Linked DNA regions of Homo sapiens: region 2 is linked to region 1. A link is a loop called in an ENCODE intact Hi-C map of the cell type or tissue named here. Cell type or tissue: chondrocyte. All regions are shown on one strand. Links, peaks and the distances in the headings refer to the core of each region. The heading gives the core; the rest is flanking DNA.

Region 1 (4,382 bases), core at 129-4,128:
TTGCTATTTTGTCATCATCGCCGTCTGACAGAAGAAAGCAAAGCGGTTGCTCGGTGCCTGAGCCGCACGCTGGGCCCTGCCCACTGCCGGCTTCTTTTCCGTCCCAACAATGACTTACCATGTGCAAGCACAGTGCACTGCGGCCCTGGAAACCCCGACTGCTGAGACGTTCTGTGTCTTGACAGACAAAGGCAGATGGCAGGAGTTGCTGATATTTATTCAAACGTCATCCATACAATAAAGAACTCTGCTTTTAAAATTCCATTTACATCAGCAGTTAAAAAAAAGTGACAGTGGATGAAACATGAAGCTGTAAAGTGCCTTTATGGGGAGGGTCACACAAGGGCGCGCAGCTGTGCGACGAGACGGAGGCACCGCGCCTGCACAGTACATCAGGGACATCGCGGGACACAGCACGCGTTCCAAATAACTTACACATCAGAGGAAAAGCTGCCGAGTCTCTGCATGCTTCCTATTTGATTCCGCACCCTGGAGGTCTGGCCAGTGACGGCTACAAGCCGCTGGGAGGGTAGCGTGAGGGGAATGCAGCCACGCCTGCCTCCACTGTGCTGGGGCTGGGAACCGTGAGGCTGTGAGGCGGCCCTCCCAGCAGCACGGGGACAGCGAATATGTCCTTTCCAGCAAGACACATATGTACACACATGGTCAGAGGTGCACACATACAAAAACATCTGCAGACTAGACACCGAAAGGGCTTCAAAAGTTTTGAACAGAATATGTTTCTGAAACACAAGAAGTTGGTAAAACAGAAGAGTTTTTTTCCAGTTCTGCTGTGACTTGAATAAAATACTCTCCCCACTTTCACTTCTGTACTCAAGGTGGTCACCAGGTGGCAGGTGGACCTGGGTGGGAGGCAGGGGGCGCGTGGGGAGTGGAGTGGAGGTGCGGCCTCCGAGGAGGCTGCAGTGCAGTGAGGCAGGGGCAGGGCTCTCTGAGCTATGGTCGGCAGCACTGGTCCACGCCACACCCTGCAGAAACTGCATCTTTGTATTTTCTTTAAAAGCAATAAAAATATCCTAATTCAGTGAAGCTCTTTAAAAAAATCAAGTCCCTGCATTTTTTTTGTAGAAAAGAACGTTAATTGTTTAAATTATAGTTTAAATTTTCTTTTGAAAATGAACCCTAGGTAGATAAAGGAATCTCCTTGGCTTCTAACTGCTTTTGGTGGTGGAGACACCACCTGATGTCACCCACGGACACGTTTTCATCCACCTGTGACCAGGGAGCTTCAGGGAGTGCCATCCGTTTCCATGGGAGAGCCCCCCCAAAGTCACTTAGTGGTATAAACAACGTGCTTCTATGTAAACCCCGGTAACAAAAAAATAGTTTTCTATCAAATACAGTATCAAATTGTCATTTCATGTAAACACAGTGATTCCTGGTGAAGAATTGAGGCCAAAGTACCACAAAAAATGGCCACGGGATTGATCCCTGCTTGAAAAAATCCTAAAACTTGTAAAAGCTAAAGAGACCCCGTGCCCCGCTCTCCTCAGGCCGTTGGCCAGAGGATCCTCCACTTCTCCGGAAGCAGCTCCACCACGGTCCGCGCGTCCCCTGAAAGCACCGTCCAGAGGCAGAAGCAGCACGGTGGAGCCAGGACGAGATGCCGCTGCCCGGCGCCTGCCGCCCGGGGCTGTTCCCTGCGGCCCCTCCTCTGTGGGCTCTGGAGTCTCCGGGGAAGCCCCAGCGGGCCGGGGTCTTCCGTGGAACCTGCCTCTGCCCCGGAGGGGTCCTCTGCAGCCCGCACGGCCAGGCGCTCTGGGTGGGGGCGGTGAGGTGCCCCTTCCTCGGGGCGTCCGGGGGCCGCGCCCTCCCCACGCCACCGCAGCCCCAGACAGCGCGCGGGTCTCCGGCGCCGAGGCCGCGCTACCCCTGCAGGTCGGAGAAGGGGGCCTGGCCGCCCTCGCTGCAGCTGGACGAGTTGCTCAGCACGGCCGACCCCGGGCTCGACTCTGCGGGGAGATCAGGCGGGGACGGGCTTCGGCGTCGGCTCTGCCGGGCACACACGGGGCAGCTTCCTCGCCCGGGCCCTTGGCAGCGTCACGGGTGGGCTCGGGGCACGTGGGCCTTACCTGAGCTGCTCAGGCACTGGGCCGAGCCGGACGGGCCGAGCCGGACGGACAGGCTGCTGGCCGGCACCCAGCCCTCCTTGCCAGTGGTCGGGTCCCTGACGTACCTGCAAGGGGCGAGGGTCAGCGGCAGCCACGTGCGGGGCAGTCCGGGGCTGAGCGCGGGGTCTTACCAGAGGCCCTCGTCGCCCTCCTGCACCAGCTCCACCACGTCCCCGCTCCTCACGCGCAGCGCATCGGGGCCTCCCTTCTCGTGGTCCGCCACGACCGTGTATTTACCTGGAACCTGGTGGGAGACGGGCAGGGGCACAGACAGCGTCAGCACCCGCCCCGGCAGCAGCCCCACAGCAGCCAGGCGGAGTGCCGGGCCTTAGCGCCCTGCCCCGGTGGGAGCTCCTGGCCACGACCAGCTCCGGGGAAGGGCTCCAGCCTTGGGAGGAGGCTACGCCGCAGGGCATGACTACCGCAGCGGCGATGGAAGGCGTCTGTGAATCTGTCTTTGGGCCCAGCTGCCCCAGCCCCTCACGCTGGTCTCCACACACAGCTCTCGGCCCCAGGGCCTTTGCGCCTGCATACCCGCCTCCCGGAGGGCCCTTCCGTGCTTTCAGGTCTTATTTCCATGCTGCTTTGCTGAGGCCTTCCTTGGTACTCCCCGACTCGCCCGTCCTCTGCCCTCCCTCTCCCTGCAGCTGTCCTGCCCAACCTCCCCAAGCCTCACTCCTCTTTCTCTCCTCACTGTAAGAGTGGAGGTTCCTGTCTGTGCTGTTCCCGCTTTGTCTCCGGGGCCTAGAACTGTGCCTGGCACACAGCGGATGCTGCACAGATGTCATGGAACACGTTCCGTTGGGGAATGGGGACCCAGGAAGCGGCAGCTGTTCCTACAGAGTGGGGAGATTCACAGCCTCCTGGTGCTGCGTGTGGTGGGCTGCGGAGGGGTGCTGCCGGCTGCAGGGCCTGGAGCAGGAGGACGGTGACTGGGCCACCTGCCCTCACGTGATGGCCTGGAGCAGGAGGACGGTGACTGGGCCACCTGCTCTCACATGATGGCCTGGAGCAAGAGGACGGTGACTGGGCTGCCTGCCCTCACGTGATGGCCTGTACTGGCTCCTGCCTCTGTGGTGCCCAGAGTAGCCAGGATCACTCCCCACACCCCACAAAGAATGAGATCCAAATCCCTCCCCAGGCCCCGTGCACCCTGTTCCACCAGCCTGTTTCCCCTCCTGCCACGTGGCCTCCGCCTCTGTGTCCCCCACATCTGTTCTCACGCCCAGGCCTTCCTTCATGCTGTCTCTGTGGGAGAGGCCAGAGGCCCCGAGGGCTCTCCCTACCCTTCCACGCCTGGCTTCTCTGCCCTTCCAGAGCCTCCGGGACCTGTCCCCTTTGCACCTCCAGCCTTGGGGCATGGACCACGCACAGCACAGAAGGTGCAGCAGACACTTCTTGGTGTAACCCTCACTGGAATGATTAACACATGGCAGCTTTTTCTTGCTTCTGACATTAACAATGAATGTTTTTTCAAATGCAAATCCATGCTTAGCAGTTCCATTTTCTTACAAAATGAGAATTGTATGTATAGTTAGGAAGGCTCAGTGACAGCATTCTATGACATAAAGGGTAGGGGGGTGGGGACTGTCTCCTCTGAGGAAGGTGCACCCACGAGTGGGCTCTACAGGAGGCTGGGTGGGCACCTGGAAATTAACCCAGAAACACAAAGTGCTGCTGAGACAGAGGAGCTAGGAGGAGCTGGGGCTGCATCCTAAGACCCAGGCCCAGGTGGACCTTCCAGAGAGAGTTAGGAGGAGCTGGGGCTGTGCCCCAAGACCCAGGTCTGGGTGGACCTTCCAGAGAGAGTTAGGAGGAGCTGGCACTGCCCGTAAGACCCAGGCCCATGTGGACCTTCCAGGGTTAGGAGGAGCTGGGGCTGTGTCCTAAGACCCAAGCCTGGGTGGACCTGCCAGAAGCACCCCTAATCCCCGGAGGGCAGCCCCCACCCCAAGTGCCCACAGGGAAGCCGTGGTTACCAGCTTCTTGGGGCCCAACCCGCCGTCCTCCTCTGCGTCGGACGAGTTAATCTGCTCCTCTGCACTTGACCAGCCCCCGTCGTCCTCAGGTGCCTCCAGTGAGTGGGACGTTTTGCTCCAACCTAAGAGAGACAGACACCCGTGAGGGACCCCCCGGTGATGAGCCGCTGTCTGCATCTGTCTGAGGTGGGGTCAGCTAAGTCCCACAGACCCCCTGAAATGTGTGCCGTGGGCCCCCAACAGAGCCTGTCATCTTCCCGGGTTCATAAAG
Region 2 (4,314 bases), core at 315-4,314, 120 kb before region 1:
AGTTATTACAGACCGAAATTCAGGTCGTTCAATGGAAAAGATCCATGCCTTCACAACATTCTCCTCTACACACTACAGGAGGAAAATGATAAAAACAAAGTAACAAACAGAAACAACAGGCCAGCTGAGGCCCAAAAAGTGTAAGTGACAGGACTCCTAAGGTGTTTAGACGTAGAGGGAGAGTGAGCAAAACCAAAAACCAAACACGAAACCAAACCTTTCAAACTTGGGTGAGAATTGGTCCTTTCACATAAGATTCTTTGGCAAAGTATACACCACCCCACCTATACAAAAACTGAGACTTTATTTTGAAACACCAAGTCAAATGTATTGCCTGCTTGATCAGACATCAGTAATTTCACATTTGCTTTTCTTAGATTTCTATCCCATTTGCTTCCAATAGATCTGAGGCAGCTCATGCTTCAGACTCTGTGAGAGGCCAGAAGCCCACCTGTGCGTGGAGAGATGATCACAAGTAAGTGAATCAACTGATTCCACATATCCCCTGGTGGGGCAGCACCTCCAGAGATGCCCCTGGAATTTGCGATGTCTCATTCCAAGGAGGAACCAGTGACTGTCATTTTGGGGTAAGCACTCCTAGTTCTCAGGGTTTCAAGACAGACACCTAAGGCACCTACAAACATTGTTCATAATATCTAGTGATTGTTTTATAAGACATATCACTGTGTACAAGGTGTTGCAAAGTAATTCCGCCTTTTTAAGTAAAAATAATGAGGCAGCAGATATCAGACAGCCAAATCTCCAGGAAAAGAGTAGTAAGAAGCTTTAGCTGTAAGGTATCATATTTTATTAAACCAAAGACCTCTGAGAGTTCAGGTGGGACTCGTTTCTAGTCAAGACACAGTACAAGAACTGTATTAACTTTCTGCCTGAAATAACCACAAAATCAGGCAAAATATACGAAGCAACAGTTTTCGAAGCACTGAGTACTGGGCTATGAAAGACAGTGAATCTCAGAAAGATGGGAGACAAACAGGCCCCAACTGCTCAGCTTCCTGTGTGAAGAGCTTCCAGGTTGTGGTGTGGGGGCCCTGAGTAGCTGGGACTACAGGCATGCAACACCCCACTAGGCTAATTTTTAAATTTTTTGTAGAGATGGGGTTTCACCATGTTGCCTAGGCTGGTCTCGAACTCCTGGGCTCAAGCGATCAGGCCACCTCAGCCCCCCAAAGTGCTGGGATTACAGGTGTGAGCCACTGAGCCCAGACTCTCAATACTGTTAAGAATTTAATTCTCCTACATTGATCTGTAGATTCTATATACCGTCAATCAAAATCTTAGCACACTTTCTTATACAAATTGGCCGATTCTAAAATTCACATGGAAACACAAGGGACCAAGAATAGCCAGAAACCTGTGCAAATGTATGAAGCTGGGGGGCCAACACACCCTGATTTCACAACTCACTCCTCCTACTCCTACGTGGTTTTTGACAAAGGAGCAAAGGCAATTCAGTAGGGGAAAAGAGACTGAAAAACTGGACATTTGCAGGGAAAACACTGACTCTAGACTTTTCTTTGTATTTTTTTGAAATGGAGTCTCACTCTGTTGCTCAGGCTGGAGTACAGTGGCACAACCTCGGCTCACTGCAACCTCCGCCTCCCGGGTTCAAGCGATTCTCCGGCCTCAGCCTCCCAAGTAGCTGGGATTACAGGTGCCTGCCACCACGCCCGGCTAATTTTTTGTACTTTTAGTAGAGATGGGGTTTCACCATGTTGGCCAGGCTGGTCTCAAAATCCTGACGCTCAGGCGATCTACCCACCTTGGCCTCCCAAAGTGCTGGGATTACAGGCATGAGCCACTGCACCCGACTCTGACTCTAGATTTGTATTTCACAATATATACAAAAATTCACTCTACATAGATCGTAGACCTAGATGTAAAACCTAAAACTCTAAAATGTCTGGAAGAAAGTATAAGAGAAAACTTTGTGACCTCAGATTAAGCAAGATTTCTTGGATACTAAAAGCACAATCCATAGAAGAACAAACTGATACATGTGACTTGAAAACTTAAAACAATTACTCTTCAAATGGCACAGTTAAGAGAATCAAAAGACAAGTTGAAGACTAGGCAGAAAGTATTTGCAAGGCGAATATCTGATACAGGACTTGTATCCAGAATACATAATAAACTCAAATACTCAATAATAAGAAAATAACCAACCCAATAAAAATGAGCAAAATATTTAAATAGACACTTCGTCAACGAAGATACATAGAATGGCAAGTAAATACAAAGATGCTTAGCATCAGAGGGAAATGCAAACTAAAACTACAATGACACTCCACCACACACCCACAAGCACAGCTAAAGTTACAGACTGAGGACACCACACGCTGGTGGCGGAGTGGAACTGGAGCTCCCATACACTGCTGGGAGAGACGCACACGCTGGTGGCGGAGTGGAACCGGAGCTCCCATACACTGCTGGGAGAGACGCAAAAGGGGCAGTCACTTGCAAAAACAAGAAATTCCGTACAAAGTTAAACATACATTTTCCATATGACCCTGAGAACTTACTTCTAGATAAAGAAGTAAGCAGAACTCACCTGAGAGGAGTAAGAATATATGTCCAAACAAAGGGTTATTCACAAATGTTTACAGCAGCTTTATTTAAAACAACCCAAGGCCAGGCGCGGTGGCTTATGCTGGTAAACCCAGCACTTTGAGAGACCGAGGTGGGTGGATCACCTGAGGTCAGGAGTTTGAGACCAGCCTGCCCAACATGGCGAAACCCCGACTCTACTAAAAATACAAAAATTAGCCAGGCGTGGTGGCAGGTGCCTGTAATCCCAGCGACTCGGGAGGCTGAGGCAGGAGAATCGCTTGAACCTGCGAGGTGGAGGTTGCAGTGAGCCAAGATCGTGCCATGGCACTCCAGCCTGGGCCACAAGAGTGAAACTCCGTCTCAAAGAACAAACAAACAAAAAACCCCAAACATGGACACCCAAATGTCCATTAACTGGTGAATGGATAAAACAACTGTGGTATACCCATTCTACTAGGTAATAAATTACAATCACACTGCGTTGTGCATGAATCTCAAAAGCACTGTCCTAAGTGAAAGCCAGATACAAAAGACTATGAAATACATGACTGCATTTAGATAAGGTTCTAGAAATCGCAAAATATAGTAACAGAAAGCAAATGGGGGACCGCCAAGGGCTAGGAGTCAGGGGAGAGGGCTGACTGCAAAAGTGGTCATGGCAATTTCGGGGGTGGTAGCAATATTCTACCATTCTACCAAGAAAGATTCCATCTTGACCGTGGTGCCGGTTACGTAACTGCATGCATCTGTTAAAACTTCCTGAAGTGCACATTATATGTAGACTCTATCTCAAAGCTGGTAAGAAAACATCATCCACTTACACTTCAGACAAAGAATGGATGTATGTACACCAAACTGTCAACAGTAGTTTTCTTTGGGTGGTAGGAGTATAGGTGATTGAAGTCTTCTTTTTTGTATTTTTTATAATTTTTACAATGCAGTCACTTGCATATCCAGAAAAAAAGTTTTTTTAATTCAAGCCTTTTAATAGAAATAATTGTATGACACATCGTGACCTAAAATATAGATATTAGACTACTGAATGAATGTTACTTTACAAAAAGAAGACACCAGAAAAAAAGTCGCTTATAAATAAAATATCCAAGTATGGTAAAATGTACTTTTTTGTTACTTCAGAAACGGAACACCATCACTTTGAATTAAATGCTACCAAATCTGTTTGAATACCTTAAAGGCAACCACTAATCACAAAACACAACAGAGAACAAAACCACTTTTTCTGAATTTTGAATTTTTTCAAAATCTGTTTGAATATCTTAAAGGCAACCATTAATCACAAAACACAACAGAGAAAAGACCCTCTTATTACTGTGGCAAGTGACACAGTCATGAGTTTTACATATAACGAGAAAATAATTTGCCGTATACTTGCAAAATATGAGTCACGTGGCTCCTAGAAACACACCTCCTTCTCTTCCGTAATGGGATAACTTTAAATATGGTTCTAAGCAGCTTAAGCCTGAAAACAAAAATTCCACCACGGCAATAAACAAAACCACTTGTTGCCTCTGGGGCTCCCGGCCCTGCAGTGGAGGCAAACGCCCTGCCTTTCCGCTCCCCGGCGAGAGCCTGCGAGGCACCCGGAGCGGCCGCCCGGCCGCGTCTGCGTCACGCGGGGCAGGAGCGGCGTCCCCAGCCCCGGCCGCCGCCTCACCTGGTAGAGCTCCTCGAGGTTGTACCTGATGGAGGTGCTGCTCTGCACGGCCCGCACCGCCTCGTGCA

The links. Peaks named below come from ENCODE experiments on the same cell type or tissue, not always from the same donor. Only the 100,000 strongest peaks of a DNase experiment are listed, where the experiment ranks them.
Region 2: it touches region 1 in a loop (1.8-fold over the local background); 1 of 110 quality-filtered maps calls a loop at or near these places.

What each region holds. Positions count from the first base shown.
Region 1 is chr13:113,094,365-113,098,746 of GRCh38, reverse strand. It overlaps MCF2L (MCF.2 cell line derived transforming sequence like), which reads right to left. Exons shown (of 30, transcript NM_001112732.3): 27 at 4,112-4,233; 28 at 2,264-2,376; 29 at 2,094-2,197; 30 at 1-1,973. The coding sequence ends at 1,888. Among named protein-coding and RNA genes, the nearest start is that of F7, 9.2 kb to the left of the region's middle. RefSeq lists an enhancer at 1,956-2,456. In chondrocyte, for the core only: no CTCF peak of the experiment used is centred there; DNase peaks (open chromatin) are centred at 2,549, 2,876, 3,096 and 3,396.
Region 2 is chr13:113,210,021-113,214,334 of GRCh38, reverse strand. CUL4A (cullin 4A) reads right to left here. Exons shown (of 20, transcript NM_001008895.4): 2 at 4,247-4,314. Among named protein-coding and RNA genes, the nearest start is that of CUL4A, 2.6 kb to the right of the region's middle. RefSeq lists a silencer at 4,227-4,314. In chondrocyte, for the core only: CTCF peaks have their summits at 2,357 and 4,191; a DNase peak (open chromatin) is centred at 4,249.